2 separate regions of the Mus musculus genome follow, and region 1 is linked to region 2. Evidence: chromatin loops called from intact Hi-C (ENCODE). Cell type or tissue: gastrocnemius. All regions are shown on one strand. Links, peaks and the distances in the headings refer to the core of each region. The heading gives the core; the rest is flanking DNA. Region 1 has its middle 84 kb from the start of Gm35335. Region 2 has its middle 130 kb from the start of Gm5570.

The links. Hi-C counts contacts between places; a loop is a spot of excess contacts. Peaks named below come from ENCODE experiments on the same cell type or tissue, not always from the same donor. Only the 100,000 strongest peaks of a DNase experiment are listed, where the experiment ranks them.
Region 1: a loop joins it to region 2, with 4 times the contacts of the local background. A loop is called at or near these places in 6 of 42 quality-filtered maps.

What each region holds. Positions count from the first base shown.
Region 1 is chr6:60,247,398-60,264,417 of GRCm38, forward strand. It overlaps n-R5s162. Among named protein-coding and RNA genes, the nearest start is that of Gm35335, 84 kb to the right of the region's middle. In gastrocnemius, for the core only: no CTCF peak of the experiment used is centred there; a DNase peak (open chromatin) is centred at 8,255.
Region 2 is chr6:60,195,779-60,210,494 of GRCm38, forward strand. No RefSeq gene overlaps it. Among named protein-coding and RNA genes, the nearest start is that of Gm5570, 130 kb to the left of the region's middle. In gastrocnemius, for the core only: a CTCF peak has its summit at 5,986 (motif pointing left); a DNase peak (open chromatin) is centred at 5,983.

The sequences.
Region 1 (17,020 bases), core at 4,234-12,233, 54 kb after region 2:
GCATGTTCTATCTTTACTCAATTTCTTGGACAATTGGTAATCAGCATACAATTCTTGGTGCCATTACTTAAATGTCTGTTTCCCCACCCTGCTGAATAAATGAGCACTGGATTTTCCTTTTATAATTTATTCCGTGTGTGGTGACATCATACTCTAGATATAATCTTACTTATCCAACCAGAATTGGCCAATGCTTGAAAAGGTTACATCTGTAAAATAAACGTAACAGTTCAGAGGCAACTAGAGTCCAGGTGATCGATTTAGAGTTTTCATTGATTTTTCGTAATCTCATTTCCTGGTTTTGTTACAATTGGTTTTGGAAATAAAACAAAAGTATCTGAGTGAGGGAGACCAGACTATATGCTGCAAATGCACTTCCTCCCCATGCCTTTCCTCACTGAGTGTGGCTCTTTCCTTCTTTGCTTCTAGGGTTGGTTGTGTGGGCTACTCATGCATGGATGTGCGATACTATTTCAAACAAGATAGAAGCAGACAAAAGTCAATGCTGCATGGAGTTGATATCTGTGCCATCTCAAACTAGAGGAAAAAAAAACACTTTTTGCTGATATTTAGTTTTTTCTATCAATTTGTGACTAGAAACTAATATAGGCTATAATTTTATCAGGAAAAAGGAAGAAAATATTAATGTTTTATTTGTTACAAAGTATCATTTGTGGTGAACCAAAGTGCTTTTGATTAAGTACTTTGTTAAGTTTGAATAATGACTAAGAGAAAATAAAGATGATTGGGAACATTGCTAACTTAGTAAACTGTTACTTTGGAAATACATTGTTTTTATTGTCTTTGGGAATTTTATTCAATGTATTCTGAATATATTCAGGTCCTTTCCTAGCTATTCCCATATCCATCTGAACTTTCCCTAGACATCAATATTTGTGTCCTCCATTATAAAATTGTCTAATGAGTTTAATTTGTGCTGTACATATACTGTTGAGTGTATGACCATCCAGGTTAGTCAGTGATTGTCACACCAGAGGCTACATACTAATATTAAATAGGCACGCCCTCTTCTAGTACCTATACAAATCAAATAGCTCTTCAGCTAGGGGATGTACTCTCTGATGACATTCTATCTTTTTCTTTTCTATTTTTTTGAAAAAAAAACAGTTGTATATTTTAATAGATATTCATTTTATCTATTTATAGTTCAAATGTAATTCCCTTTCCTGGTTTTTCTCCCACAAATCCCCTATACCATTCCTCTTTTAACAGCTTCTATTCTGTTAAAATAGAATTCTCCTTCACTCACCCACCCACCCACTCCCACCTCTCCTGCCTGGCATTTCCCTACACTGGGGCATTGAGACTTCCTAGGACAAAGGGACTTTCCTCCTATTGATGTCAGATTACTTTCTCTTTACATGTTGGGTTTTTGTACAGGTTTTATGTATGACAACAAAATTGATATTAGTTCATGTATTCAAATTCCCATTCTGTTGGCTACAGAAAGCACTGTTCTTGAAGATATATGGTATCTCTAGCTTGTCTAATCTTTCTGCCTTCTACCCTCCTCAGCAGTTATCCCTGATCTTCAGGAGTAGGGATGTGATTCCTATGGTTCACTTAGGGTTCATCATTCTTGGAGTCTCTAATTCTCTGCACACTGACCATTTGTTGCCATCTGAGTTAACTGCCATTGTCTGCAAATGGAAGATTCTCTGAAGAGGGCTAAGTGAAGCATGAATCTATGTGTATAGTAATAAGTTTCTAGATTCAATTTAATACTGTATACATTTAACAGAGTAATAGAACTGAAATTTTGATGATTGTGTTGAATCTGTTTGTTTCTTTTGCTTGTTTGTCCATTTTTACAATATTAAACCTGATGAACCATGAACATTGGTGGCCTTTGCATCTTCTAAATCTTCTTTGGGCTCTTTATTCAGTGCCTTAAGTGTTTTTATTATACCAGTATTTTACATCGTTAGTGAAAGTATTCCACTTCCTTCAATTTAGTCCAATATCAATTTTGAGGCTATTATGAAGAGGTTTGTTTTCCTGATATCTTTCACTCTGTGTCATTTGTATATAAAAGGGAATTGATTATTTATGTCAATTTTATATTTTGCTAGATTACCATATTGGCTTATCATTTATAGGAGTCTTCTCCTAGAATGTTTATATTTTATATACCGACTCATATTTTCTAAGTATAAGGTTGCTTTCTAATCCATCTACCTCCTAACTTTTTATTGTTATGTTTAATACTTTAGACACTAATTTGAACAGAAGAGGAACAAGTGGACATCCTTGCATTGTTTTGGAGTTTAGTGAACATGCTTTCAGTTACTCACGGTTTAGCATAGAGTTTGCTGTGGATTTGTATATTGCATTCAAAATGTTGATAGTTCATTTGTATCTTTCATCTCTCCAGAAATATATCATGAAAATACATTGACATATGTGAAATGCCTTCTAATAAGACGATCATATTATATACTTGAGCCTATATATATATAATACATTATATGTAATGGCATGGAGTGAATGTGATCATGTTGCATAATCATAGCCATGTTTGTTTGTTTTGTATTTGTATTTTATCTTGTGAAAAATTAATTTTCTAAAGTGGTGATATTTTAGCATTGAATACATATCATGAAATATATATTCCTGTTCAGTTGATTTATGTACTTGTATTGATAACACAGTTACTAGAGTACTCAAGAATTAAGATATTAAACTCTATAGTATAGTATTGACATTCCCTATATTATTCATATCATATACCATTAGCTTAATTACTGTGTGTACTCATTTATATGAAATCATTATATAAAGAATATGAATATGTATAAAGTATTTAAATCCTATATGTCCATAGCCACAAGATGATATCTATGCCTAAAACAGCTATCAGGGCCAAAAAATATTTGAGTACATAGGTCATAGGCACTAAGACAAAACCTATGATTACCATTGTGGTAAATTGACCTGATATTAAATAGACTATCAAAGAGTCTGTTATACCTGCTGACTGATATATTTTTCAAACCCTATCAGTGAAGTTTCTTCTTGAAGTAGACAATGCTTAACATAGAGACACATAACTGGTCAAGACATAAAGAATAAGATTCTGGATTTCTCATCCTTAAATGAAATATCTCCGTCACACCTTCTCATCTCAAGGCTCAATCATCATTTTGAAATTAGATGAAAATTGTCTTTGAACCAGAAACAGGCAGTGTAGACAGAAGGCATCTTTTCTGGCAGGACAGTTGAAAGATTTTAGTTCACTTATTTCATTTGTAATTTTAATTGATTCTTTCTCTCTACTGCTTTGGTGTGCTGTTCTTTAATTTTATACCAAGGATGTCAAGTTGATTATTATGTTATTAATATGGGACTTTAGATATATATTTTTTTAAATCTAGTCTATGGCCATACCACCCTGAACATGCCCGATCTCGTCAGATCTCGGAAGCTAAGCAGGGTTGGGTCTGGTTAGTACTTGGATTGGAGACTGCCTGGGAAAACCGGGTGCTGTAGAAAAAGAAAAAGAAAAAAAAAAAAAAAAAGCCTGGTGGTGGTGGTGGCACATGGCTTTTATCCAAGGACTTGGGAGGCAGAGGCAGGTGGATTTCTGACTTCAAGGCCAGCCTGGTCTACAAAGTGAGTTCCAAGACAGCCAAGGCTATATAGAGAAACCCTGTCTTGAAAAAAGGAAGCAAAAAAAAAAAAAAAAAAAAAAAAAAAAAAAAAAAAAAAAACAAAACAAAAAACAAAACAAAAAAATGTGGTTAAGAGCACCAACTGCTCTTCAGAAGGTCCTGATTTCAAATCCCAGCAACCACAGGGTGGCTCACAATGATCCATAGTGAGATCTGATGCCCTCTTCTGGTGCATCTAAAGACAGCTACAGTGTACTTAGATATAACAATAAATAAATCTTTAAAAAAATTCTAAATCACTTAGATCTATAAATTTGGGTTATATATCCCTTTATTGTCTCTAAAATGCCGGAATTGTTTTCATTGTGTCCAATAGTTTTCAATATTTGTGTTTTTATTTTCATACAGTTCAAAGAATAAGGTTTCTTTCCTCTTGACTTCACCCTTATCCAGTTTTCCTCTATTAATATTTTGTTTTAATTTAATGAGTTTGTATATACTCTGTTATTTCTATTAATGTTGAAATTTATCTTTAATTTATCATGGTCAAACATAAAGCATGATGTGATTTCTAATTATATAAGTTTGTTGAGTACTACTTTATGAATTAATATGATGTTATTTAATAGAAAATTTTAAGGGGTGTTTGAGAATAAAGTATATGTTTTTGTGTCTGCCTAAAATGTAATGTACATATCTGTTACATACATTTGGTTTATGTTGTTGAACTCATGAAAACCTGTTGTATTTCCAGTATTAATGTAGAGTGTGGGATAAACAAATTTGTTGACTTTTAGGACCTGGCTGTGAAGTTTCATTTGATGTACTCATTCATGGAGTACTACTTTATTTAATTTGGATTTTTGTATAAAAGAGTACCTACAGAAATGGAACTGTAGATTTACTCAGAATCCTTGAAAAATACCAAGATTTAATTTGAATCCTGGACATCAAATAGCATACTTCTGAAATTCCCGCTACTCTAGGGCAGAGATAGGTGTATCACAAATTCTGTTATAATCCATATAAGTCAAGGAGTCTTTGTTCCCAATTTACTTATTTTAAAGATTTACTTATTTTTATTTTAAGGTCAGACAATGTCTTGTCTGTATCATATGACTTCCTGATTTTTTTGTTTCCTTTGTCAACAAGATTTTTTTCTACAGATCTCTAAGGTCTAGACATTTGTGTGTCTGAACTGCTTTCTCAATTTTCTCAAGTTTTATATTTTACAGGACTCTACCTGACACCTCTAGGTAGATCTCCATCCAATTTTCAACATTCCCTCTAACTTGATATAGGAGGGATTAGAATACTCAACCTCAAGGAACAAATCAAAACTGGGAAAATGGCACATGCAGAAGAGGTGAAAAACCACAAAGGAAATGCTGAAGTGCTCTTAAGTTCTCCTTTCAACAGTGTAAAAGGAAGTAAATAGTCACAGGAGTGTAGCTCTGAGCAGCCAACTGAAGAGGGATAGATGATCATTCTGTAAATCTGCCTGGAAACTCTGTGGAGAGCTTGAGGGTGGCAGGTATGTTTTCTGGCAATATAGGTGCTTTAGAGTTATCCCCTATTCCTTTTAAGTAACCTCACATTCATAGTTCTTTTAGTAACCCCAATAACATTTTCATTGCTGCATCAAGTTGGACATTGGTCCAATTTTTTTTGCTATGGGATCTCTGTCTTAGGTTTGCAAACTTGTTGTGTGTTGCATTTGCCCCAGAAAGAGATTTTGTGCAGCTTTATGCGTCCATGATCTTTCATGTCATTGTTCCATCTCCTTTGGACACTTTTACTCATCTTCTATTGCTCTGTCCTCTTTAATTTTCAGGCATGATTCACACATAAAATAACCAGAATTTTATTTTGGGTTTTGTAGCTAATAAGTTATATACCTTAAAGTTTCAGCACAATACAGATGGCAAATATATATTTATATAATGATTCTATGATTATTTTATGACTGTGTGACGAAAGTGTTTACTACCACTATAGCATGAACTACATTTTTCAAGTAAAATATGTTACATCTGAAGATATCCACAAATATTTACCTCCTACTGGATGTATGTATAATACAAAAACTCAAAAAATTAGTTCCAATAGACACTTGATATACAAACAAATTCATATTAGAAATATTTCAAAATCAGAATATTTTTCTTTCTCTTTAGAGTTATAATGTCACCAAAATTGCACACATCTATCTGTAGAGCCCTTGCATATAACTGATAAGATGGGTTGAGGACATTTGGATAAAAAAAAGAAACAAACCTGTGCTAGTCATAAGACTCCACTAAAAGTATGAAAGTATTTTTTTTTTTCATTGTGAATAGTCATGGGAGATGGGATTCTTCGGGTAAAGATAAAAATGTTTGGGGGAGAATTTTGGGAAATGTTTGCTACTATTATCTCACAATTAATTTGTGTACACAATCACACAATCACACACACACACACAGAGAGAGAGAGAGAGAGAGAGAGAGAGAGAGAGAGAGAGAGAGAACAGACCAATAAAAAATAGGAACAGGAAATGAGTCTCATATCCTGATGCTGTTTGTTAACTTTATGTTTTGAAATGTTATAGAGATAGAGAAGAGATAGGTAGAAAAATATAGTTGTTGTTCTTAAAAGTTCTAGATAATATACATATTGTATTTGTTTGGTCAGCAAATCATAGACTAAAAAGTAATTTAATGCTGGACTTGATGGCAAATGCCTATAGTTAGAGGATATTGGGAGATTAAGGGAACAGAATCATAGTTCATAGCTTTCTTGGGCTTCAAAGAGAGTACAAGTGCAGCCTATACAACTTAATAAAACACTTTTCTTAAAAAAAGAGAGAAGGAAGAAGAGCTGATGTTGGGATGGTGCTTGATTGTAGAGTTCTTCCACTGAGTTCAAGCCTCAATTATGTAAAGCAAGGGAAAAGGAAGAAAAGAGTCCATTTGGCTGGAATGAAGTAATTGCTCAATATAAAATTATCACATTAAGTACTGAAGTGGGACAAGAGTTTGGAGGCTTTGAAAGGAGGAGACCTTGATAACTCATCCACTTCAATAAACTGCATGTATCTTCAAATCACAGATGTTCCCTGACTTTCCTTTATGCTTCAGAAGAAACAACACAAAGAAACTGCAGATATATACCAGATGTACTCTGATGGCCAGTCTGTGGTGTTAGCATGACTGCATCTGGAATCAACTAAAACACAAGGAGATGGACATTTGTGTGAGAGAATATTTTCAGATTACCTGATGCTGAAAGAACCACCCTAAATCTAAGATATGCGTTCTGAGTTTTTGTGCACAGTTCTGATGAAAGGATTGTATAAAGGAAGTTTGACATTTTTGCTCTTACTTTGACTAATAAGCTCATGCATTCACATTCCAACAGAGACTGAAAAGAGAAGCTCTTCAATAATCTTCCAGGACTCCAGTACTAGATTAGGATTGCTGAAACATCTAGCCTTCTGTAGTGTAAAGTTACTATATTTTCAGAATTATTAGCATGTTCCTACATCTTATAATCCTCTCTAACAACACATATTTATCTATCATTGTTGTTTCCTTAGAGAACCCTAAAAGATACAGATTAAAAATACACACACACAGAGGGAAAGAGAAAAAGAGGGAGGGAAGGAGGGAGATAGAGAAAGAGAGAGAGAGAGAGAGAGAGAGAGAGAGAGAGAGAGAGAGAGAGAGAGAGAGAGAGAGAGAGAGAGAGAGAAATAGCAAGCAGGTACAGAGTCATCTGAACCTTCTGACATTGGACTTCAAACTACAACATACTGTGTTTTCTCTCCTTGGTTCTGATCTTCCCTTGGTTTAGCACTTCTTCAGTATGTTTGCAATCCTTCCTTTTGGTCTAGAAATGTAGTATGTAGATTGTGTGCTAACCCACACCTTCATACTTCTCTCTCTCTCTCTCTCTCTCTCTCTCTCTCTCTCTCTCTCTACATATATATATATATATATATGTGTGTGTGTGTGTGTGTGTGTGTGTGTGTGTGTGTATGTGTGTGTGTGTGTGTGTGTGTGTGTGTGTGTGTGAGAGAGAGAGAGAGAGAGAGAGAGATACATATTGATGTATAGAGATAAAGATAGAAAGAGTACATTTATATACATTGAAGTATGTAATTTCTTTCGATGCGTATGGGGTTACAATTAAGAGATTGTTTTTAATATCAGAATAAAATCTGGTGTTTGTACTGTTGAGCACTATTGAAACTCTGAAAAAGTATGTAGATCATTTTAGCTTCACTTTTTTTATTTTATTTTTTATTTTTTACTTAAAAATATTTATTTGTATCTCTTCTCTTTCAGAGTTTTTCCTCCCATCCTGGAAGCATCAAATCTCTATGGGATCTCCCACTGAGGACATGAGGACAGACTAGGCAGCCCTCTGCTACATAACAGTGAAAGGCCTCAGACTAGCCAGAGTATACTATTTTTTGGTTACTCAGTTATTGGGAACAAAAAAGGGGGAGCCCTGGGGAAGTCCTGGGGAAGATGGGGGTGGGGGGAGAAATAGCCCACATCTGGCCAGAGTTCCTGTGCTCTGGGGAGGCATACATAGGGAGAGCTGCTGGACACTTTCCACTCAGCCCTGGGTGGGCATCTAGGCCTCTGACACTACTCAGCATGGGGTGGACAAGGGACAGCCCCCAAGCAGGGAATCTGAGGCAACACCCTGTCGCCCCAAGGTTATAGGAGAGAGGGATAAGGGAAGAGGTTCCCAACACTGACCAGAGTGTGCAGCAGATCTTGATGGAGAAGACACTCTTTACAGTTTAAGAGATTTATTATAGAAATGCAGGGGGAAAGAGAGAAGGGAGAGAGAGAGAGAGAGAGAGAGAGAGAGAGAGAGAGAGAGAGAGAGAGAGAGAGAGAGAGGAGAGAAAAGAGTAATGAGGAGAATAGAAGACAAAGAGAAAAGGAAGATGAGAGAAAAGTGAGAGAAGACAAAGAGAAGGGAGAGAGTGGGGAGTGAGTAGTAAGAGCATAAGAGTAAGAGGACAAGGTAAGGGCTGAACAACCCTTTTTATGGTCTTCACTGCTGCTAGGTAACTGGGGAGGAGTTTAGCCTGAAGGTCAGAAGCTTGGGATATTGCTTACATGACTACTGACCATGTTCATCTTGTGGGGGTTGTGGGAGGTGGTAACTTAGGCAGGGGACAGAGTTCCAGGAGCATGAGGGAATGCCTGTTGTGTCATGAAGATGAATTATGACCATCATGGTTCAGACCTCAATTCGACTGGAGACCAGCCTGCAATTCACCACACTCAGTCACTGGGAACTCCCAGTAGTCCAGATTATTTGATACTGTTCATCTCCTTATGGGGTTACCATTCCCTTCAGTTCTGTCAATCCCTCTCCTAACTCTTGCATAGGATTTGTTGACCTCCATGTAATGCTTGGCTGTATCTCATTCTGTCTCAGTGAGCTGCTGGTATGTTCCTTGCACTCTTAACTTGTGTAAATATTTGAGATAATACATGAAAGGAGTGCATATATACTTTAGACATAAATATCTGTCATATAGTAAAAATTGGGAAGGATTTTGATTTTTGGAAAGGTACATTCTACAATAGGAATGATTTGAAAGTGATTACTTCATTTTGCCCATTTAAAATCTTTGTTGGATATTAACTTTATTTAAATTTCAAATGCTATCCCATTTCCTTGTTTCCCCTCTGAAAACCCCCTTCCCCTATCCCATTACCACTCTCCCGCTCATGAACCCACCCACTCCCTCTTCCTGGTCCTCGCATTTCACAACACTGGGACATAGAGCTTTCACAGAACCAAGGGCCTCTTTTCTCATTGATGTCCAAATAGGCAAGCCTCTGCTACATATTCGATTAGAGTCATAAATCCCACCATGTGTACTGTTTGGTTGGTGGTGTAGTCTCTGGGAGCTCTTGGGGTACTGGTTAGTTCATATTGTTGTTCCTCCTATGGGGCTACAAATCCCCTCAACACCTTGGGTCCATTCTCTTGCTCATTCACTGGGTACGCTGTGCTCCAGTTCAATGGATGGCTGTGAGCATTCACTTCTATATTTGTCAGGCATAGGCAGACCCTCTTAGGAGACAGCTATATCAGGCTCCTGTCAGCAAGCACTTTTTGGCATCCACAGTAGTGTCTAGTTTTGGTGATTGCATATGGGATAGATCCCCAGGTGGGGCAGTCTCTGGATGGTCATTCTTTCAGTATCTGTTCTACACTTTGTCTCTGTAACTACTTCAATGAGTGTTTTGTTCCCCCTTCTAAGAAGGATCGAAGTATCCACACTTTGTTTTTCCTGCTTCCTGAGTTTCATGTGGTTTGTGAATAGTATCTTGGGTATTCCAAGCTTCTGAGCTAATGTCTCCGTATTGGTGATTGCATATCATGTGTGTTCTTTTGTATCACTCTGGATGATTTCCTCCAGATTCATCCATTTGCCTAATAATTTAATGAATTCATTGTTTTTAATAACTGAGTTGTACTCCAATGTATAAATGTACCACATTTTCTGTATCCATTCCCCTCTAGAGAGACATCTGGTTTCTTTCGAACTTCTAGCTCTTATACATAAGGCTGTTATGAACATAGTGGAGCATGTGACCTACTTCCATGTTGAAGCATCTTCTGTGTGTATACCCAGGAGTGGTATTGCTGGGTCCTCAGATAGTACAGTTCCTCAGAAAATTGGACATTGTAATACCTAAAGATCAAGCAATACTTCTCCTGGGCATATACACAGATGATGTTCCAACTTGTAATAAGAATACATGCTCTACTATGTCATAGCAGCTTTATTTATAAGAGCCAGAAGCTAGAAATAATCCACATGTCTCTCAACAGAGAAATGGATACAGAAAATATGTTACATTTACACAATGGAATACTACTCAGCTATTAAAAACAATGAATTTATAAAATTCTTTTTTTTTTTCTGCTTTTTTTTTTGAGACAGTGTTTTTCTGTATAGCCTTGGCTGTCCTGGAACTCACTCTGTAGACCAGGCTGGCCTCAAACTCATAAATTCACCTGCCTCTGCCTCCCAAGTGCTGGGATTAAAGGTGTGTGCCTCAAAGCCCGGCTGAATTTATGAAATTTTTATGGAAATGGATGGATCTGGAGGATATCATCCCAAGTGTCATAACCCAATCACAAAAGAGCACACATGATATGCACTCACTGATAAGTGGATATTAGCCCAGAAACTTAGAATACCTAAGATACAATTTGCAAAACACATGAAACTCAAGATGAAGGAAGACCAAAATGTGGATACTTTGTTCCTTCATAGAATGGGGAACAAAATACCCATGTAAGTAGTTACATAGACAAAGTTCAGAACTGAGACAGAAGGAAGGACCATTCAATGACTTCCCCACCCAGAGATCCATCCCATAAACAACCACCAATCCCAGACACTATTGCATATGCCATCTAGATTTTGTTTTCAGGACTCTGATATAGCTGTCTCATGTGAGGCTATGCCAGTGCCCCACAAAGAGAGAAGTGCATGCTTACAGTCATCTTTTGGATGGGACACAGGGCCCCTAATGAAGAAGCTAGAGAAAGTACCAAAGGAGCTAAAGGGGTCTGCAACCCTATAGGAGGAACAATTTTATTAACTAAAAAGTAGCTCCCTAGAGCTTGGGTCTCTAGTTGCATATGTAGAAGAGTGTGGCCTAGTTGGCCATCAATGAGGTGAGAGGCACTTGTGAAGATGAGAAGATTATAGTCATCAGTACAGGGTAATGCCATGGCCAGGAAAAATCTAGATGAAATGGATGATTTTCTAGGTAGACATCACTTAATAATTGTAAATCAACATCAGGTAAATGAACTAAACAGTCTCATAACCCCTAAAGAAATAGGAGCATTTATTATAACCTTCAATCAAAAAAAGCCAAGCTGGTTTAGTGCAGAATTCTATCAGATATTCAAATTAGAGCTAATAGCAATACTCTTCAAATGATTCTACTGAAAGCACTGAACAAACACAACCCAAGTCATGCCATAAAGCCACGGTTTCTCTTATATAAACCATACACAGAAAAAGAATAAGAGAGAAGTCAGAAAATTTTTGCTCATGTATATACTCAATAAAATACTCAAAAATTTTCTAGAAAATTCAGGCAAACTGAAAAAAATAACACATAAATAGCATCATTCATCACAAGTAGCTTTCATCCCAGGGATGCAAAGATGGTTCAGTACGGAAATCCATCAATGGAATCCATTATATAAATACACTTAAGATAAATGTCAAGGGGAGGCGACCTCAGCCTCAGCAGCAGCGGTCGCCATCTGGGTTCCGGGACTCCGCGGGACCTAGGAAATTAGTCTGAACAGGTTAGAGGGTGCGCCAGAGAACCGGACAGCTTCTGGGACGGGCAGAAGCACAGAGCCGCTGAGGCAGCAGCCTGGGCGGGCCGCAGACAACCGGCCACCATCCGGACCAGAGGACAGGTGTCCGCCTGGCTTGGGAGGCGACCTCAGCCTCAGCAGCAGCGGTCGCCATCTTGGTTCCGGGACTCAGCAGAACTTAGGAAATTAGTCTGAACAGGTGAGAGGGTGCGCCAGAGAACCGGACAGCTTCTGGGACGGGCGGAAGCACAGAGCCACTGAGGCAGCAGCCTGGGCGGGCCGCAGATAACCGGCCACCATCCGGACCAGAGGACAGGTGTCCGCCTGGCTCGGGAGACGGCCTTGGCCTCAGGAGCAGCGGTCACCATCTTGGTTCCAGGACTCCCTGGAACTTAGGATTTTAGTCTGCACAGGTGAGAGTCTGCACCACAGAAGCTGACAGCTTCTGGGAACTGCCAAAGCAACACAGCTTCTGAGAGAGGCCCTGTTTTGGGCCTTTTTCTTCGACCAGGAGGAGGTCCAAAAACAAGATATCTGCGCACCTTCCCTGTAAGAGAGCTTGCCAGCAGAGAGTGCTCTGAGCACTGAAACTCAGAGGAGAGAATCTGTCTCCCAGGTCTGCTGAGAGACTGTAACAGAATCACCAGAAGAACAATCTCTAAACAGAGTCAACTATAACTACTAACTCCAGAGATTACCAGATGGCGAAAGGTAAACGTAGGAATCCTACTAACAGGAACCAAGACCACTCACCATCATCAGAACCCAGTACTCCCACTTCGCCCAGTCCAGGGCACCCCAACACACCCGAAAACCTAGACCTAGATTTAAAAGCATATCTCATGATGATGGTAGAGGACATCAAGAAGGACTTTAATAAATCACTTAAAGAAATACAGGAGAACACTGCCAAAGAGTTACAAGTCCTTAAAGAAAAACAGGAAAACACAATCAAACAGGTAGAAGTCCTTACAGAAAAAGAGGAAAAAACATACAAACAGGTGATGGAAATGAACAAAACCATACTAGACCTAAAAAGGGAAGTAGAAACAATAAAGAAAACTCAAAGTGAGGCAACACTGGAGATAGAAACCCTAGGAAAGAAATCTAGAACCATAGATTTGAGCATCAGCAACAGAATACAAGAGATGGAAGAGAGAATCTCAGGTGCAGAAGATTCCATAGAGAACATCGGCACAACAATCAAAGAAAATGGAAAATGCAAAAAGATCCTAACTCAAAATATCCAGGAAATCCAGGACACAATGAGAAGACCAAACCTACGGATAATAGGAGTGGATGAGAATGAAGATTTTCAACTCAAAGGACCAGCAAACATCTTCAAAAAAATTATTGAAGAAAACTTCCCAAATATAAAGAAAGAGATACCTATGAACATACAAGAAGCCTACAGAACTCCAAATAGACTGGACCAGAAAAGAAATTCCTCCCGACACATAATAATCAGAACAACAAATGCACTAAATAAAGATAGAATACTAAAAGCGGTAAGGGAAAAAGGTCAAGTAACATACAAAGGCAAGCCTATCAGAATTACACCAGATTTTTCACCAGAGACTATGAAAGCCAGAAGAGCCTGGACAGATGTTATACAGACACTAAAAGAACACAAATTCCAGCCCAGGCTACTATACCCAGCCAAACTCTCAATTACCATAGATGGAGAAACCAAAGTATTCCACGACAAAACCAAATTCTCACATTATCTCTCCACGAATCCAGCCCTTCAAAGGGTAATAACAGAAAAAAACCAATACAAGAACGGGAACAATGCCCTAGAAAAAACAAGAAGGTAATCCCTCAACAAACCTAAGAGAAGACAGCCACAAGAACAGAATGCCAACTTTAACAACAAAAATAACAGGAAGCAACAATTACTTTTCCTTAATATCTCTTAACATCAATGGTCTCAACTCCCCAATAAAAAGACATAGACTAACAAACTGGCTACACAAACAAGACCCAACATTTTGCTGTTTACAGGAGACACATCTCAGAGAAAAAGATAGACACTACCTCAGAATAAAAGGCTGGAAAACAATTTTCCAAGCAAATGGACTGAAGAAACAAGCTGGAGTAGCCATCCTAATATCTGATAAGATTGACTTCCAACCCAAAGTCATCAAAAAAGACAAGGAGGGGCACTTTGTTCTCATCAAAGGTAAAATCCTCCAAGAGGAACTCTCAATTCTGAATATCTATGCTCCAAATACAAGGGCAGCCACATTCATTAAAGAAACTTTAATAAAGCTCAAAGCACACATTGCACCTCACACAATAATAGTGGGAGACTTCAACACACCACTTTCACCAATGGACAGATCATGGAAACAGAAACTAAACAGGGACACGCTGAAACTAACAGAAGTGATGAAACAAATAGATCTGACAGATATCTACAGAACATTTTATCCTAAAACAAAAGGATATACCTTCTTCTCAGCACCTCATGGTACCTTCTCCAAAATTGACCACATAATAGGTCACAAAACAGGCCTCAACAGATTCAAAAATATTGAAATTGTCCCATGTATCCTATCAGATCACCATGCACTAAGGCTGATCTTCAATAACAAAAAAAATAACAGAAAGCCAACACTCACGTGGAAACTGAACAACACTCTTCTCAATGATACCTTGGTCAAGGAAGGAATAAAGAAAGAAATTAAAGACTTTTTAGAGTTTAATGAAAATGAAGCCACAACGTACCCAAACCTTTGGGACACAATGAAAGCATTTCTAAGAGGGAAACTCATAGCTCTGAGTGCCTCCATGAAGAAACGGGAGAGAGCACATACTAGCAGCTTGACAACACATCTAAAAGCTCTAGAAAAAAAGGAAGCAAATTCACCCAAGAGGAGTAGACGGCAGGAAATAATCAAACTCAGGGGTGAAATCAACCAAGTGGAAACAAGAAGAACTATTCAAAGAATTAACCAAACGAGGAGTTGGTTCTTTGAGAAAATCAACAAGATAGATAAACCCTTAGCTAGACTCACTAGAGGGCACAGAGACAAAATCCTAATTAACAAAATCAGAACTGAAAAGGGAGACATAACAACAGATCCTGAAGAAATCCAAAACACCATCAGATCCTTCTACAAAAGGCTATACTCAACAAAACTGGAAAACCTGGACGAAATGGACAAATTTCTGGACAGATACCAGGTACCAAAGTTGAATCAGGATCAAGTTGACCTTCTAAACAGTCCCATATCCCCTAAAGAAATAGAAGCAGTTATAAATAGTCTCCCAGCCAAAAAAAGCCCAGGACCAGACGGGTTTAGTGCAGAGTTCTATCAGACCTTCAAAGAAGATCTAATTCCAGTTCTGCACAAACTTTTTCACAAGATAGAAGTAGAAAGTACTCTACCCAACTCATTTTATGAAGCCACTATTACTCTGATACCTAAACCACAGAAAGATCCAACAAAGATAGAGAACTTCAGACCAATTTCTCTTATGAATATCGATGCAAAAATCCTCAATAAAATTCTCGCTAACCGAATCCAAGAACACATTAAAGCAATCATCCATCCTGACCAAGTAGGTTTTATTCCAGGAATGCAGGGATGGTTTAATATACGAAAATCCATCAATGTAATCCACTATATAAACAAACTCAAAGACAAAAACCACATGATCATCTCGTTGGATGCAGAAAAAGCATTTGACAAGATCCAACACCCATTCATGATAAAAGTTCTGGAAAGATCAGGAATTCAAGGCCCATACCTAAACATGATAAAAGCAATCTACAGCAAACCAGTAGCCAACATCAAAGTAAATGGAGAGAAGCTGGAAGCAATCCCACTAAAATCAGGGACTAGACAAGGCTGCCCACTTTCTCCCTACCTTTTCAACATAGTACTTGAAGTATTAGCCAGAGCAATTCTACAACAAAAGGAGATCAAGGGGATACAAATTGGAAAGGAGGAAGTCAAAATATCACTTTTTGCAGATGATATGATAGTATATATAAGTGACCCTAAAAATTCCACCAGAGAACTCCTAAACCTGATAAACAGCTTCGGTGAAGTAGCTGGATATAAAATTAACTCAAACAAGTCAATGGCCTTTCTCTACACAAAGAATAAACAGGCTGAGAAAGAAATTAGGGAAACAACACCCTTCTCAATAGTCACAAATAATATAAAATATCTCGGCGTGACTCTAACTAAGGAAGTGAAAGATCTGTATGATAAAAACTTCAAGTCTCTGAAGAAAGAAATTAAAGAAGATCTCAGAAGATGGAAAGATCTCCCATGCTCATGGATTGGCAGGATCAATATTGTAAAAATGGCTATCTTGCCAAAAGCAATCTACAGATTCAATGCAATCCCCATCAAAATTCCAACTCAATTCTTCAACGAATTAGAAGGAGCAATTTGCAAATTCATCTGGAATAACAAAAAACCTAGGATAGCAAAAACTCTTCTCAAGGATAAAAGAACCTCTGGTGGAATCACCATGCCGGACCTAAAGCTTTACTACAGAGCAATTGTGGTAAAAACTGCATGGTACTGGTATAGAGACAGACAAGTAGACCAATGGAATAGAATTGAAGACCCAGAAATGAACCCACACACCTATGGTCACTTGATCTTCGACAAGGGAGCTAAAACCATCCAGTGGAAGAAAGACAGCATTTTCAACAAATGGTGCTGGCACAACTGGTTGTTATCATGTAGAAGAATGCGAATCGATCCATACTTATCTCCTTGTACTAAGGTCAAATCTAAATGGATCAAAGAACTTCACATAAAACCAGAGACACTGAAACTTATAGAGGAGAAAGTGGGGAAAAGCCTTGAAGATATGGGCACAGGGGAAAAATTCCTGAACAGAACAGCAATGGCTTGTGCTGTAAGATCGAGAATTGACAAATGGGACCTAATGAAACTCCAAAGTTTCTGCAAGGCAAAAGACACCGTCAATAAGACAAAAATACCACCAACAGATTGGGAAAGGATATTTACCTATCCTAAATCAGA
Region 2 (14,716 bases), core at 1,520-9,519:
TGAATATTAGCCCTCTACTAGGTATAGGGTTTGTAAAGATCTTTCCCCAATCTCTTGGTTGCTTTTTTGTCCTATTGATAGTGTCCTTTGCAATATAGAAGCTTTGAAATTTTAGTGGGTCCCATTTGTCAGTTCTTGATCTTAGAGTATAAGCTTGGTGTTGTGTTCAGGAAATTTCCTCTTGTGCCCATGTGTTCAAGGTTCTTCCCCAATTTTTTTTTTCTATTAGTTTAAATCTATCTGGTTTCATGTGGAGTTCCTTGATTCACTTCAACTTGAGTATTGTACAAGGAAATAAGAATGAATCAATTTGCATTCTTCTACTTTCTAACTGCCAGTTGAACCAGCACCATTTGTTGAAAATGCTTTCTCTTTTCCAGTGGATGCTTTTAGCTCCTTTTTCAAAGATCAAGTGACTATAGGTGTGTGAGTTTATTTCTGGGTCCTCAATTCTACTCCATTGATCTATCTACCTGCTGTCACTGTACCAATACCACACAGTTTTCATCACTACTGCTCTGTAATATTGTTTGAGGTCCAGAATGGTGATTCTGCCAGAAAAGGGGGAACAAAATACCCATGGGAAGAGATACAAAGACAAAATGTGGAGCAGAGACTGACAGAAATGCCATCGAGAGACTGCCCCACAGGGGGATCCATTCCACATATATATATACCAAATACATACACTATTGTGGATGCCAACAAGTGTAGCCTCACCCAGCCTGAACCGGGCTGGTGCAGACTTTGTCACCACTGAGGTGGGATCACCTGTGGTGCAGCTTTCTGACTTAGCTGGCTTCTTTTGATGTGTCAACTGCCCTGCTCTTCTCCGAGATCCTGCTGCCTGCTGAGACACCTTTAAGACAATCCACATGGTGAGGCATCTTTGGGCTGGCTCCGGGCACCAAGAATGGATTGGCGGGGGGTGGGGGGAGGGGGCTTTGCCCCTTTAGAAGCACAGTCTCTAAGTAAACTCTCGGGCTTTGATAAGAGCAATTTGTCTTGGCCTCATTCTTCTCTCCAAGTCTAAGTCTCTATTTAAGCCCCAGCCTGCCTTCCAGGAGTACCCAGTTCATGTAGGCTTTGGGCAGCTTATAACTACAGATTGGTGCCTGAACCAGTGACCTGAAAATGGCGGGAAACATTGAGGGACTGTCTTATGTGGAGGTCGACAAGAAGGGAAGAATAAGAAGATCATACCGGGGACAGTGAGCAACTGGTATTTATGCTAGCCCTGGTTTTAAACTTCATTTTTTAAAGTATTGCTGGAGGTGTGATAGGATACAGGCTAAGTTGGAACAGTGCTGACCCAATGCTGATTCCACTTAGGGTTTGGCAGCGAAAAATGGGACTAGTAACTTCAAAACAGGCTGATGTCTGCAGTCAAGAACTGCATTAGGCGAGAGGAGTGGGGCTTAAAATAATAAAATAAAATAAAATTAAATTAAATTAAATTAAATTAAATTAAATAAAGGAAAATGGATTTCAGAAATCTCCCAGGGACACAGGAAAATCTGAAGATGTCCAACCTTCTTTCTGGCCCCTAAAGAGAAGTTTTCTACTCTCTTTGTATTGTCTATGCTTGGTGCACCTATCTGTCCATGTGTCAATTCATTTATGCTTTTGTCTCATTGTCTGAGTGACTGAATGTTCTGTGTTTCTTGTTGGAAAATAAAAATGGCTAAAACTTTATCTGCTGATTCAGCAAAGCCTGAGAGTGGCCCAAACTTTATCCAAGAATCAAGCACAGCAGGAGAGCCACTGCTGAAAAGCTGTTTTTTAAAGAAATGGGGTCTGCAACCTCTTAGATCTAAGGGAAAAAAGAAGATAGCTGTTTTTTTCCTAGAAAATTCTCTGCAATCGTGACTATTGTGTTTAGAAAATGACAAAGCGCTTTTTGATCTTATAATTATAGCAAGAAAAGGTAAAATTCTTTGATTGGTCTAAATTCATAAGATTCGTGTAGCCACTTAATTTCGTTTTTTACTGGACTTAAAGGCATAATATGCTCTATATGTCTTCATCATAGAGTATTAGCTATAAGTTACTGAGTATGATTAAAAGGGTGTAACATTGGTAGCAAGACAGCTTTAAACTTGTAACTCAGGGTTGGAGTCTTTAAAACATGTGGCATAAAGCAGGTCAAAAAAACTAGGCTTCTAAGGTTACTTCTAGTTGAGGTAATATTTAATGTGATTCTTATCCTAGAAAGTAGACTTATAAAGATAAGATTTAAAACAATGTCTCTTGCATGAAGCATTAAATTTTGCACTGTCATGCATTCATAGGTATAAATTGGCAGCCAAACTTCATAACAAGATAGTGATGTTTCTAATATTGATTTTAAAGATGATACATTGTTAAATTGTTAGAATTGGGTTTTGCTTCTCAAAGTTATAGTTATAGTCTAATATTGCAAAGGAAACTTTAAAATTCTAAAATCTGTCCTCACAGTAAGAGGAACAAAGTTAAGAGCAGCCTCAGTGGTCCTGTGTGGCTTTCTTTTGTTTTGCAAACAGTGCCTAGGAAAGATCTTACCTGCCTTCAGGGGAATTTTTCCTTACCTAAAAGAACATTGTTGCAGATATATCCAGATGTTGTTCTAAATAAAGTTCAAATTCAGAATTTATAAAAAGTCAATCAGGCTGTAGAACTTATAAAGGCATTACAATCTGGCTTGCCTACTTCATATAAAATTATTATAGATTGAAATTTTGTTTTTTCCTTTGCATCCTGATAATTGTAAAGGGTTTGCTTCTAGTGAACTGGTAATCACTGGAAAATTTTGCCTCTAGGTATGGCTAATATAGCTTTATATTATGTAAGACAATTTTTTATTGTCTCTGCTTCAATACAAGAAGCTGAGAGTTTGACTCTTTCAGTGTATATTGTTTCCTAAGTGGAAAGTATTTTATTACCTAAGGATTCTAAAGGGAAGTTTACTTCAAATCTTTGCTGTCACACAATGAGCTTTAAAGTTCTGGGGAGTAATTGTTGCTCCATAAGATTCAGAGGCAATATCTTTTTAATATTTAGAGTTTTAGTTATGCTAGAAAATTGTGGTACAGAAAAATCTAAGAACGAAAAATTGATTTGCTTCAAAATTTTATTTTCAAAAGCGTCCAGGAGATGTTAATTGTCTAAGACCTCACCTTAAGGTCTTAACGTGACTTAAACCTTTGTTGGATGTTATCTTGAGACACACAAATTAACTAGTAAAAAACAAAAGGCTTTCCAGAAAATAAAGGAAACTTTTACAATTGTTATCAATTATAATCAATGGTAATTAAATATTAGCTGCTTATTTTAATTATGGTTATTAAATGTGCCCACAACAATCCTTTGGCAAGAAAAAACATTAATGTATAATCATCTTTCTTCACCTCAAAGTTTTAACAACCTATTATAAGGCTGCTGTGGTGCTAATAAAGAATTGCTAGATAAATTCATATATTTTATAAAAACTATATCAAAATACTGTGTCTTAAAAACCTGACAGTGTCTGTTCCTTGTTCCAAACAGCAATTAAATAGGTTATTGCAGAATATTGGTATTTTGCCTATTGCATACCATCATTTTAAATTCAATTCATAATCACTCTCCTACAGATAAGATAAAAATTGTTTTTATGCATGCTTTTGTACCTCTATAAATTCATGCATGCATGCATTCCATTTACTGTGTTTAAAAACAGCCCTTCTATGGGAGAAAAGTATAAGTGAATTGGATCACATGCTTATTCTTTTGAATTTCCTCCTGTTTCAGCACAGATAATAAAATTGTGTGCTGTAGATGGTGTTAAAATGTTGAATCATCAAACTTCAATTTGTATATTAATAGTCAATATTGTATCTGAAAGCTTACAATTGCTGAAAATTGTTCATCCCTCAGATACTATAAATTCTCAAATATACAATGGTTTATGCATATATAATTCATAAGAAAAAATGCTGTTCTTTTTAGAACACTGTTTTTGGACATTTAATAATTTGTCCTAGATTGCCTGGACAAGACCTTAAGTCAATGCCACACTAGATTTATATCTTAGGCAGATTACAGGCCTTACACAAAAATAATTGGCCATATAATCTCATTCCTTATATAATCAAAACAGTAATGGTCTGATAATATTTTGGTATTTTTAGAGAATTAGCATGTCAAATTGTAAAAAAAAAAATGTTCTTAGTGTTCTCAGATTCTACCTGTTTCCACATAATGGTGTTAATTCTTGAGAACTTATGCTTAATCAATTGCTGCAAATGGATACTCATTTATGATTAATAAATCAATTATACACATGTGACTATTAATACCTTTACAAGCGATTTCTTTTTGCTTCTCTATATAAGGGAGGGACATCTAGAAATGTAATTGATCATTGTTTACAAGCCTGTTTTTTTTATATTTTTTTATTACGTAATTTCCTCAATTACATTTCCAATGCTATCCCAAAATTCCCCCACAACCCCCCCGCCCCGACTGCCCTACCCACCCATTCCCATTTTTTGGCCCTGGCGTTCCCCTGTACTGGGGCATATAAAGTATGCCTGTCCAATGGGCCTCTCTTTCCAGTGATGGCCGACTAGGCTATGTAAAGAGACCTGCAACCCTGTAGATGCAACATTATGAACTAATCAATCAGTACCCCGGAGCTCTTGTCTCTAGCTGCATATCTTTACAAGCCTTTAATGCTATAAACTCATTAGGACAGATAATGGTCCATTCTATACTGACAAAAATTTTACTTCTTTTTGTAAGGAATTTGGTATCAAACATAAAACTGCAATTTCTTATAATCTCATGAGACAAGGAATTGTTGAACGTGCTCATCACACTCTGAAAAAATGGCTTTTAAAAACAAAACAGGGGCAGTTATACCCCGCAAGGTCACCAAACGCACATCTTGCTTTGGTCTGTTCATTTTAAATTTTTTGCAAACTGATGTTAAGGGTCAGTCTGCAGCTGATTGCCACTGGCATCCAGTTACTTCCATTTCTTATGCCATGGTTAAATGGTGGGACTCATTAACTAATATGTGGAATGGTCCAGACCCGGTTTTAATCTGGGGAAGAGGTTCTGTCTTTGTTTTTTCACAAAAAGAAGATGGAGCGAGATGGCTGCCTGAAAGACTTGTTCGTCAAGTGGACACAGATCCTCAATCTTCTAGTATGATTCTAACCTCATTGATAGCTAAAAATCCTTTTTAGCTGAAGAGTTAATTTTGAGCATAGCTTTCACTCTTAGAAAAATGTTGGCCTTTCTGCTAATTCTCAAAGTCACTTCCCGCACACAGGGAGGTCAGAGTCTGACCTTGATCTTTGCTGATTTGTAACCGAATAAAGTACCTGGACATCCCCAAAGAACCTTTTATTCTGTTGCTTTTCAACTATCTCGACTTTTTTTTTTCATGCAGGTCAGTCTCTCTTTACAGCCTGATTTCAGCAAGCATGCAGCCTCACCTCCAGCAAGTGCAGGTGGCAGAAAATTGTCAATATGAAGAAGAATATTGAGTATATGTTGTGGCTTTGGTCTGATTTTGGAACAAGATGTGCTATGAGGAGCAGTCAGCCAATGACGGGACAACCAGATTTTGAAACTGTATCAATCTAAGACAGAGGTATATGCCAAGAGGCCGTGGTTTGTTAATAATACACCACAGAGCCATATTTGTGTAAAATAAACACAAACAAGCTGCATATATGTCCTGCGCTATTGTTCTTTGCCCGGAAAAAACATGTGTGGGACAAAAGATCCTTCCATAGTTAATCTTTATTTCATAATGATGAGGTAGACCAAAAAAACTCAGAAACGTGTATGGCTTAAATACCCCCTGGTGTGACGTGTCTATATACGACTGGCAGCTTTACCCAAGATCTCATACGCACCGGGGATGGGCTAGTGACTTTGGTGGGCTTTTGCTCCCTGCACATGCGCACAACACAGCTTGATCTAAACAAAGAGATTGGTTTGGCACAATGGAGGTTTAGCGCCATCTAGTGATGGCACGTATATTGCGGCTTTCTACAATTCCCCCTTTTAAGTATAAAAAAATGCAAGCTACTCTTATGGATGAAGATAGAGGTCGAATTCCTAGTGTGCAGAAATAGGGGCTATGTACAGGATTATCTCTTAGGCTCACAGGTCTTTTCTCAGAGCAACCCTGACCTGCTCCCGTGCCATTTTTCATAGGGGAGGGACACTTGGTCACTCAACCCTCATGCAAAACGACTTGTCTTCTAGGAACACTCGAATCTCTGAGCAACTCATATGCGGTGCTTAGCCCAGCAATCCATGAGTCAGAAACCTACTAACTCTTTCCTGTGCAATGAGTCCAGCCTCTAGGAGTGCAAGAGCTGAGCAGTCAAGTGCTTGCAAAGTCATCTTAGCATAGATAACCAGATTTCAGGGGAGTTGCCTTGCTCTATGGCAGCAAGTGCTTGAGCAATTACCACCTTGTCACGTCTCTGTTGAGTTCTGAGTTCGCAAACCAGCCAAAGCATAAACACTAATCCACAACACAGGGCTGCGCCAAACAGGCCCACTCCCACCCATTCCTTAAAATATGACAATGCAGAGGACATCCAGGAAGTAAGTCCTTTGAATCCATTAATCAATGATGGGTCCACGCATGTGGAATTAATCGCCATCACTGCTACACGTAGCGCCTCAAGCGTTTCATCAAATCCTTCAGACTAGTTTCCTGTAAGAAACAAAGACAATTCTTTAGATAGATTAGCTGCACGTGTCCAACTTTCATATTGGACACTAGTAATACATAAGGCTCCTGATTTCTTATCACAGCCAAGCTGGGCCATTTGGAGCAGAACTTCCAGCCTCTCCTCCACAAGATCAATGTGCTGGTTCACTATCATTAGCCCACCTTTTAATTGGGCACTGTGCACTGAATGTTGATCGATCACATTTGCCACAGAGGAGGACAACTGTTCGATAGTCGTGCTTGACTGGACTGATGCTGCCATAGCAAATCTAGTAGCCGTAGCTGCGGCTGCACTGGCAGCCATTGCCACCACAATGGCTGCAGTGATACCAAAGTCTCGCTTTTGCCTGAGCAAAGATACGGTGGAAGGGGTTTCCACGGGGACAGGAATCCATCGTGGAATCTTGGCAAGCATAGCACGGCTAGCCCAATCAAGGTTCCAGCATTGTGACATCCAGCAGGTTTCATTAGTACAGGATTCAAAGGAACTGTTAGAAAGAATAAACAAAAAAGGGGTGTACACACAAACTGGAGTACGTGAATAACTAGTCTGATTTACCAGGGTCTTATTAACTCCATTTCAGTAGTAGAATTTTGATAAGTGGTTCCATCAGGTAACTGAACTAGATGATACTGAACGAATTTTGAAATACCATTAAAAATCGCTTTTCCAGCAGCTCCTCCTTGGAGGAAAACCAAGGGATTAAGATCTGTACAGCTACCATTAATCCCACAAAGTACCCATTTATGAAAAGGATGCATTCTAAAGCCTTGTATGAAAAGTCACTTTTTCATAACTAATTCTTTCTCTGGGTCAGCCATCATGCTGGGAGAAAAGGAAAAGGTTTTACTCTGATCTGCCCAACGAGTGACGGAGGATTGACAACCAGACCAAGGCAGGATCAGCCCTTCATCTTCCAAGCTACAGTGATGGCCCATTTTTGGTTGGTGGGGACGCTCTTTGTCTGAAAAGTTAGGTGGTAGAAATGTACCATTAACCCAAATTGCCTCCTGCCAGAAGGTCCGATTTGTAAAGGTTATAACTGCATTCAAATATCTATGGTTGTGCTCACCCAACCTCCTCGGTGCAAATTAAACCTCCCCAAAGCTTGGCCAGTAAGTCTGATACAATCTCCCAATTCATTAATTTGGAAACAGAGAGAACCTCGTTCCCTTAGAGAGCGTTTTTCCCCCAGTGGTGCCCAGATAGGATCATATGGTAGGTATGGCAGGCCTAAAGTTTTATTGGTCGTAAAAAAACTTGGGGAAAACAGCTGTATTATGATGGACAGGCATGGGCTTAGGGAAGGCAGACAGAATTGCCCATCTATACTCTCCAAATATACTAGGAACCCAAATCCACAGAGGCAGCACGAGGGCTAGAGTTAGTTTCCAAGGGATCCATCCGGGAGTCATTTTCAGGTGTCAGAATTCTTCGTGTCAGTCATTCCGGCAGCCAGAATGGGTTGTCTTCTCCCTGTGGGAAAACTCAAACAGCTCCCCTGGATCTTATTAAGACAGGATCCGGGCCTTTCCAGAGACCAGTCAAAACATCTTTCTATTTTACCATCTCTTTTGGCCTGTCAGGCTCTGAACAGTGACGTTCAGCCGCAGTATGGCCTTGGGCATCAAGACTTAAAAAATTAAGAGTGAGGAGTGCGATAGAAAGAGCTACTCTTGGTACTGGGGGTAGAGCCTCCTCGATTCCCTCCTTTTGTTTAATTAAGTAGGATTTGAGAGTACGATGGGCATGTTCTACAATGCCCTGCCCTTGAGGATTATACGGTCAAGTCTATCCTGCTCTCCTTTACCTAATCCCTTTCCCTCTTTATAGCCCAATTTCTTCATCATTTGAACAGCTTGTGGTGAGTATTCATTAGTCAAGGTCATTCCTATTGCCTGTAAAATGTCTCTCCCCCAAAGATTAACTGTGAGTGGTAAGACATAGGGAGTGAATCGTCCCGTTTGACCTTCAGGTGCCTGCCAGCTCAAAGAATAGGAGCTGATAGTGGGGCAGGGCTGATAGCCTAACCCTTGTAATGTATGTGATGACTGAGTAATGGGCCAAGCTTTTGGCCACCAGTGGGAAGAGATGATACTTTTATCTGCTCCTGTATCCAATATCCCTTTAAATTGTTTCCCTTTTATAACTAACTCTAAGGATGGCCTGGAGTCAAGAGGCATTATTAAGTAAGCAGAATCATTTCCAGTAGAGCCAATCCCTTTTGCAGCTTGAGGGAAATCAGAGGAGGGGGAGTAGCCATGTAGGCTTGGCAAAATTATTAGCTGAGCTATTTTATCCCCTTGTGAGATAGAAAAAACACCCTGAGGGCAGGAACAAAGAACTTGAATTTCCCCCTCATAGTCATGATTTACAACTCGAGGGTGAACAATGAGGCCTTGTAAAGTAAGGGAGGCCCGGCCCAGTATTAGGCCGACACTTCCGAATGGCAGAGGCCCTTTGTAGTAAGTGGGAACGGGCTGCATCCCCATTTGGGGTATCAGTATGAATCGAGTGGTGGAACGGAGATCCACTCCTGCTGAGACTTCCACAGCTCTGCGAAGAAGCTCTGCTCACGCTGCTTTAAGACAGACTGCAGCGCTGTGATCACAGAATGTGAAGTTCCCATACTGCTCCTTTATCTACAGGAGAGGTTTAAATACGGGACAAGCACCACGGCTTATATACTTCCATCTGACCGTGCCTAGTAGGAGTCAAAATTCAGCCCCACCTCTGGTGAGTGCAGGATAAAACCAGGAGGAATAGGATTAACACAGGCAGCATGAAAACAAAAGCTTTCATTACCACCTTCCAGTTAAGGGGAGGGATTAAAGGGATTAAAGCCAGACATGTCTCTCAGGTGAGAGATTCTGAACAGGTAAGAGTACGAATACAGAAGCTAAAAGCTTCTGGAACAGGAAGGAGCCACAGAGATTCTAAGGCAGCCCCCTTTTTGGGCCCCAGACACCTGGCCACTTTTCTGGCCAGAGGAAAGGGGTTCGCCCATCCCGGGAGCGCTTTGCCTGAGCATTGGCAGCAGACATCTTGGTTCTGGGGCCCCGCAGAGTATATTCTGCACAGCTCCAGAGATTACCAGATGGAGAAAGGCAAACTTAAGAATCCTACTAACAGAAATCAAGACCACTCACCATCATCAGAACGCAGCACTCCCACCCCACCTAGTCCTGGGCACCCCAACACAACCAAAAAGCTAGACCCGGATATAAAAGTATATCTCATGATGATGGTAGAGGAAATCAAGAAGGACTTTAATAACTCACTTAAAGAAATACAGGAGAACACTGCTAAAGAGTTACAAGTCCTTAAAGAAAAACAGGAAAACACAACCAAACAGGTAGAAGTCCTCAAAGAAAAACAGGAAAACACATCTAAACAGGTGATGGAAATGAACAAAACCATACTAGACCTAAAAAGGGAAGTAGACACAATAAAGAAAACCCAAAGTGAGGCAACGCTGGGGATAGAAAACCTAGGAAAGAAATCTGGAACCATAGATGTGAGCATCAAAAACAGAATACAAGAGATGGAAGAGAGAATCTCAGGTGCAGAAGATTCCATAGAGAACATCGGCACAACAATCAAAGAATATACAAAACACAAAAGGATCCTAACTCAAAACATCCAGGAAATACAGGACACAATGAGAAGACCAAACCTACAGAAAATAGGATTTGATGAGAATGAAGATTTTCAACTTAAAGGCCAGCATATATCTTCAACCTAATTATAGAAGAAAACTTACCAAACCTAAAGAAAGAGATGCCTATGAACATACAAGAAGCCTACAGAACTCCAAATAGACTGGACCAGAAAAGAAATTCCTCCTGACATATAATAATCAGAACAACAAATGCACTAAATAAAGATAGAATATTAAAAGCAATAAGGGAGAAAGGTCAAGTAACATATAAAGGCAGGCCTATCAGAATTACACCAGACTTTTCACCAGAAACTATGAAAGCCAGAAAAGCCTGGACAAATGTTATACAGACAATAAGAGAACACAAATGCCAGCCCAGGCTACTATACCCAGCCAAACTCTCAATTACCATAGATGGAGAAACCAAAGTATTCCACAACAAAACCAAATTCACACATTATCCATCCACGATTCCAGCCCTTCAAAGGATAATAAGAGAAAAAAAAAAAAAAAAAAACAATACAAGGACAGAAATCATGCCCTAGAAAGAGCAAGAAAGTAATCCCTCAACAAACCAAAAAGAAGAAAGCCACAAGAACAGAATGCCACCTCTATCCACAAAAATAAAAGGAAGCAACAATTACATTTCCTTAATATCTCTTAATATCAATGGACTCAATTCCCCAATAAAAAGACATAGACTAAGAGACTGGCTACACAAACAGGACCCAACATTCTGCTGCTTACATAAAACTCATCTCAGGGAAAAAGACAGACACTACCTCAGAGTGAAAGGCTGGAAAACAATTTTCCAAGCAAATGGTCTGAAGAAACAACCTGGAGTAGTCATTCTAATATCGAATAAAATCGACTTCCAACCCAAAGTTATCAAAAAGACAAGGAGGGACACTTCATACTCATCAAAGGTAAAATCCTCCAAGAGGAACTCTCAATTCTGAATATCTATGCTCCAAATGCAAGGGCAGCCACATTCATTAGAGACACTTTAGTAAAGCTCAAAGCACACATTGCACCTCACACAAAAATAGTGGGAGACTTCAACACACCACTTTCATCAATGGACAGATCATGGAAACAGAAACTAAACAGGGACACAGTGAAACTAACAGAAGATATGAAACAAATGGACTTAACATATATCTATAGAAAATTTTATCCTAAAACAAAAGAATATACCTTCTTCTCAGCACCTCACGGGACCTTCTCCGAAATTGACCATATAATTGGTCACAAAACAGGCCTCAATAGATACAAAAATATTGAAATTGTGCCATGCATCCTATCAGACCACCATGGACTAAGGCTGATCTTCAATAACAACATAAATAATGGAAAGCCAACATTCACGTGGAAACTGTACAACACTCTTCTCAATGATACCTTGGTCAAGGAAGGAATAAAGAAAGAAATCAAAGACTTTTTAGAGTTTAATTAAAATGAAGCCAGTACATACCCAAACCTATGGGACACAATGAAAGCATTTCTAAGAGAAAAACTCATAGCTCTGAGTGCCTCCAAAAAGAAAATGGAGAGAGCACATACTAGCAGCATGACAACACATATAAAACCTCTAGAAACATAGGAAGAAAATTCACCCAAGAGGAGTAGAGGGCAGGAAATAATCAAACTCATGGGTGAAATCAACCAAGTGGAAACAAGAAGAACTATTCAAAGTATTAACCAAATGAGGAGTTGGTTCTTTGAGAAAATCAACAAGATAGATAAATCCTTAGCTAGACTCACTAGACGGCACAGGGACAACATCCAACATCCTAATTAACAAAATAAGAAATGAAAGGGAAACATAACAACAGATCCTGAAGAAGTCCAAAAACACCATCAGATCCTTCTACAGAAGGCTATACTCATTGGAAATGTAAATGAGCTAAATACCTAATAAAAAATGGAAAAAAAAAGGCTATACTCAACAAAACTCGAAAACCTGGACGAAATGGACAAATTTCTAGACAGATACCAGGTACCAAAGTTAAATCAGGATCAAGTTAACGATCTAAACAGTCCCATATCCCCTAAAGAAATAGAATCAGTCATTAATAGTCTCCCAGCCAAAAAAAGCCCAGGACGAGATGGGTTTAGTGCAGAGGTCTACCAGACCTTCAAAGAAGATCTAATTCCAGTTCTGCACAAACTATTCCACAAAATAGAAGTAGAAGGCTCTCTACCCAACTCATTCTATGAAGCCAAAATTACTCTGATACCTAAACCACAGAAAGATCCAACAAAGATAGAGAACTTTAGACCAATTTCCCTTGTGAATCTAGATACAAAAATCCTCAAAAAACTTTGCCTTAACCAAATCCAAGAACACATTAAAGCAATCATCCATCCTGACCAAGAGATTTAATACCAGGGATGCAGAGATGATTTAATATACAGAAATCCATCAACGTAATCCAGTATATAAACAAACTCAAAGACAAAAACCACATGATCATCTCCTTAGATGCGGAAAAAGCATTTGACAAGATCCAACACCCATTCATGATAAAAGTCTTGGAAAGAACAAGAATTCAAGGCCCATACATAAACATGATAAAAGATATCTACAGCAAACCAGTAGCCAACATCAAAGTAAATGTTGAGAAGCTGGAAGCAATCCCACTAAAATCAGGGCCTAGACAAGGCTGTCCACTCTCTCCCTACCTATTCAACATACTTGAAGTCCTAGCCAGAGCAATTCGACAACAAAAGGAGATCAAGGGGATACAAATTGGAAAAGATGATGTCAAAATATCACTTTTTGCAGATGATATGATACTATATATAAGTGACCCTAAAAATTCCACCAGAGAACTCCTAAACCTGATAAAGAGCTTCAGTGAAGTAGCTGGATATAAAATTAACAAGTCAATGGCCTTTCTCTACACAAAGAATAAACAGGCTGAGAAAGAAATTAGGGAAACAACACCCTTCTCAATAGTCACAAATAATATAAAATATCTTTGTGTGACTCTAAGGAAGTGAAATATCTGTATGATAAAAACTTCAAGTCTCTGAAGAAAGAAATTAAAGAAGATCTCAGAAGATGGAAAGATCTCCCATGCTCATGAATTGGCAGGATAAACATTGCAAAAATAGCTATCTTACCAAAAGCAATCTACAGATTCAATGCAATCCCCATCAAAATTCCAACTCAATTCTTCAAAGAATTAGAAAGAGCAATCTGTAAATTCATGTGGAATAACAAAAAACCTAGGATAGCAAAAACTCTTCTCAAGGATAAAAGAACCTCTGGTGGAATCACCATGCCTGCCCTAAATCTTTACTACAGAGCAATTGTGATAAAAACTGCATGGTACTGGTATAGTGACAGACAAGTAGACCAATGGAATAGAATTGAAGACCCAGAAATGAACCCACACACCTATGGTCGATTGATCTTCGACAAGGGAGCTAAAACCATCCAGTGGAAGAAAGACAGCATTTTCAACAAATGGTGTTGGCACAACTGGTTGTTATGATGTAGAAGAAAGCAAATCGATCCATTTCTATCTACTTGTACTAAGGTCAAATCTAAGCGGATCAAGGAACTTCACATAAAACCAGAGACACTGAAACTTATAGAGGAGAAAGTGGGGAAAAGCCTTAAAATTATGGGCACAGGGGAAAATTTCCTGAATAGAACAGCAATGGCTTGTGCTGTAAGATCGAGAATTGACAAATGGGACCGCATGAAACTGGAAAGCTTCTGCAAGGCAAAAGATACCATCAATAAGACAAAAAGCCCACCAACAGACTGGGAAAGGATCTTTACCTATCCTAAATCAGATAGGGGACTAATATCCAATATATATAAAGAACTGAAGAAGGTGTACTACAGAAAATCAAATAACCCCATTTAAAAATGGGGCTCAGAACTGAGCAAAGAATTCTCACCTGAGGAATATCGAATGGCAGAGAAGCACCTGAAAAAATGTTCAACATCCTTAATCATCAGGGAAATGCAAATCAAAACAACTCTGAGATTCCACCGCACACCAGTCAGAATGGCTAAGATAAAGAATTCAGGTGACAGCAGATGCCGCCCAGGATTTGGAGAAAGAGGAACACTCCTCCATTGTTGGTGGGATTGCAAACTTGTACAACCACTCTGGAAATCAGTCTGGTGGTTCCTTAGAAAATTGGACATAGTACTGCCGGTGGATCCAGCAATACCTCTCCTGGGCATATATCCAGAAGATGTCCCAACTGGTAAGAAGGACACATGCTCCACTATGTTCATAGCAGCCTTATTTATAATAGCCAGAAGCTGGAAAGAACCCACATGCCCCTCAACAGAGGAATGGATACA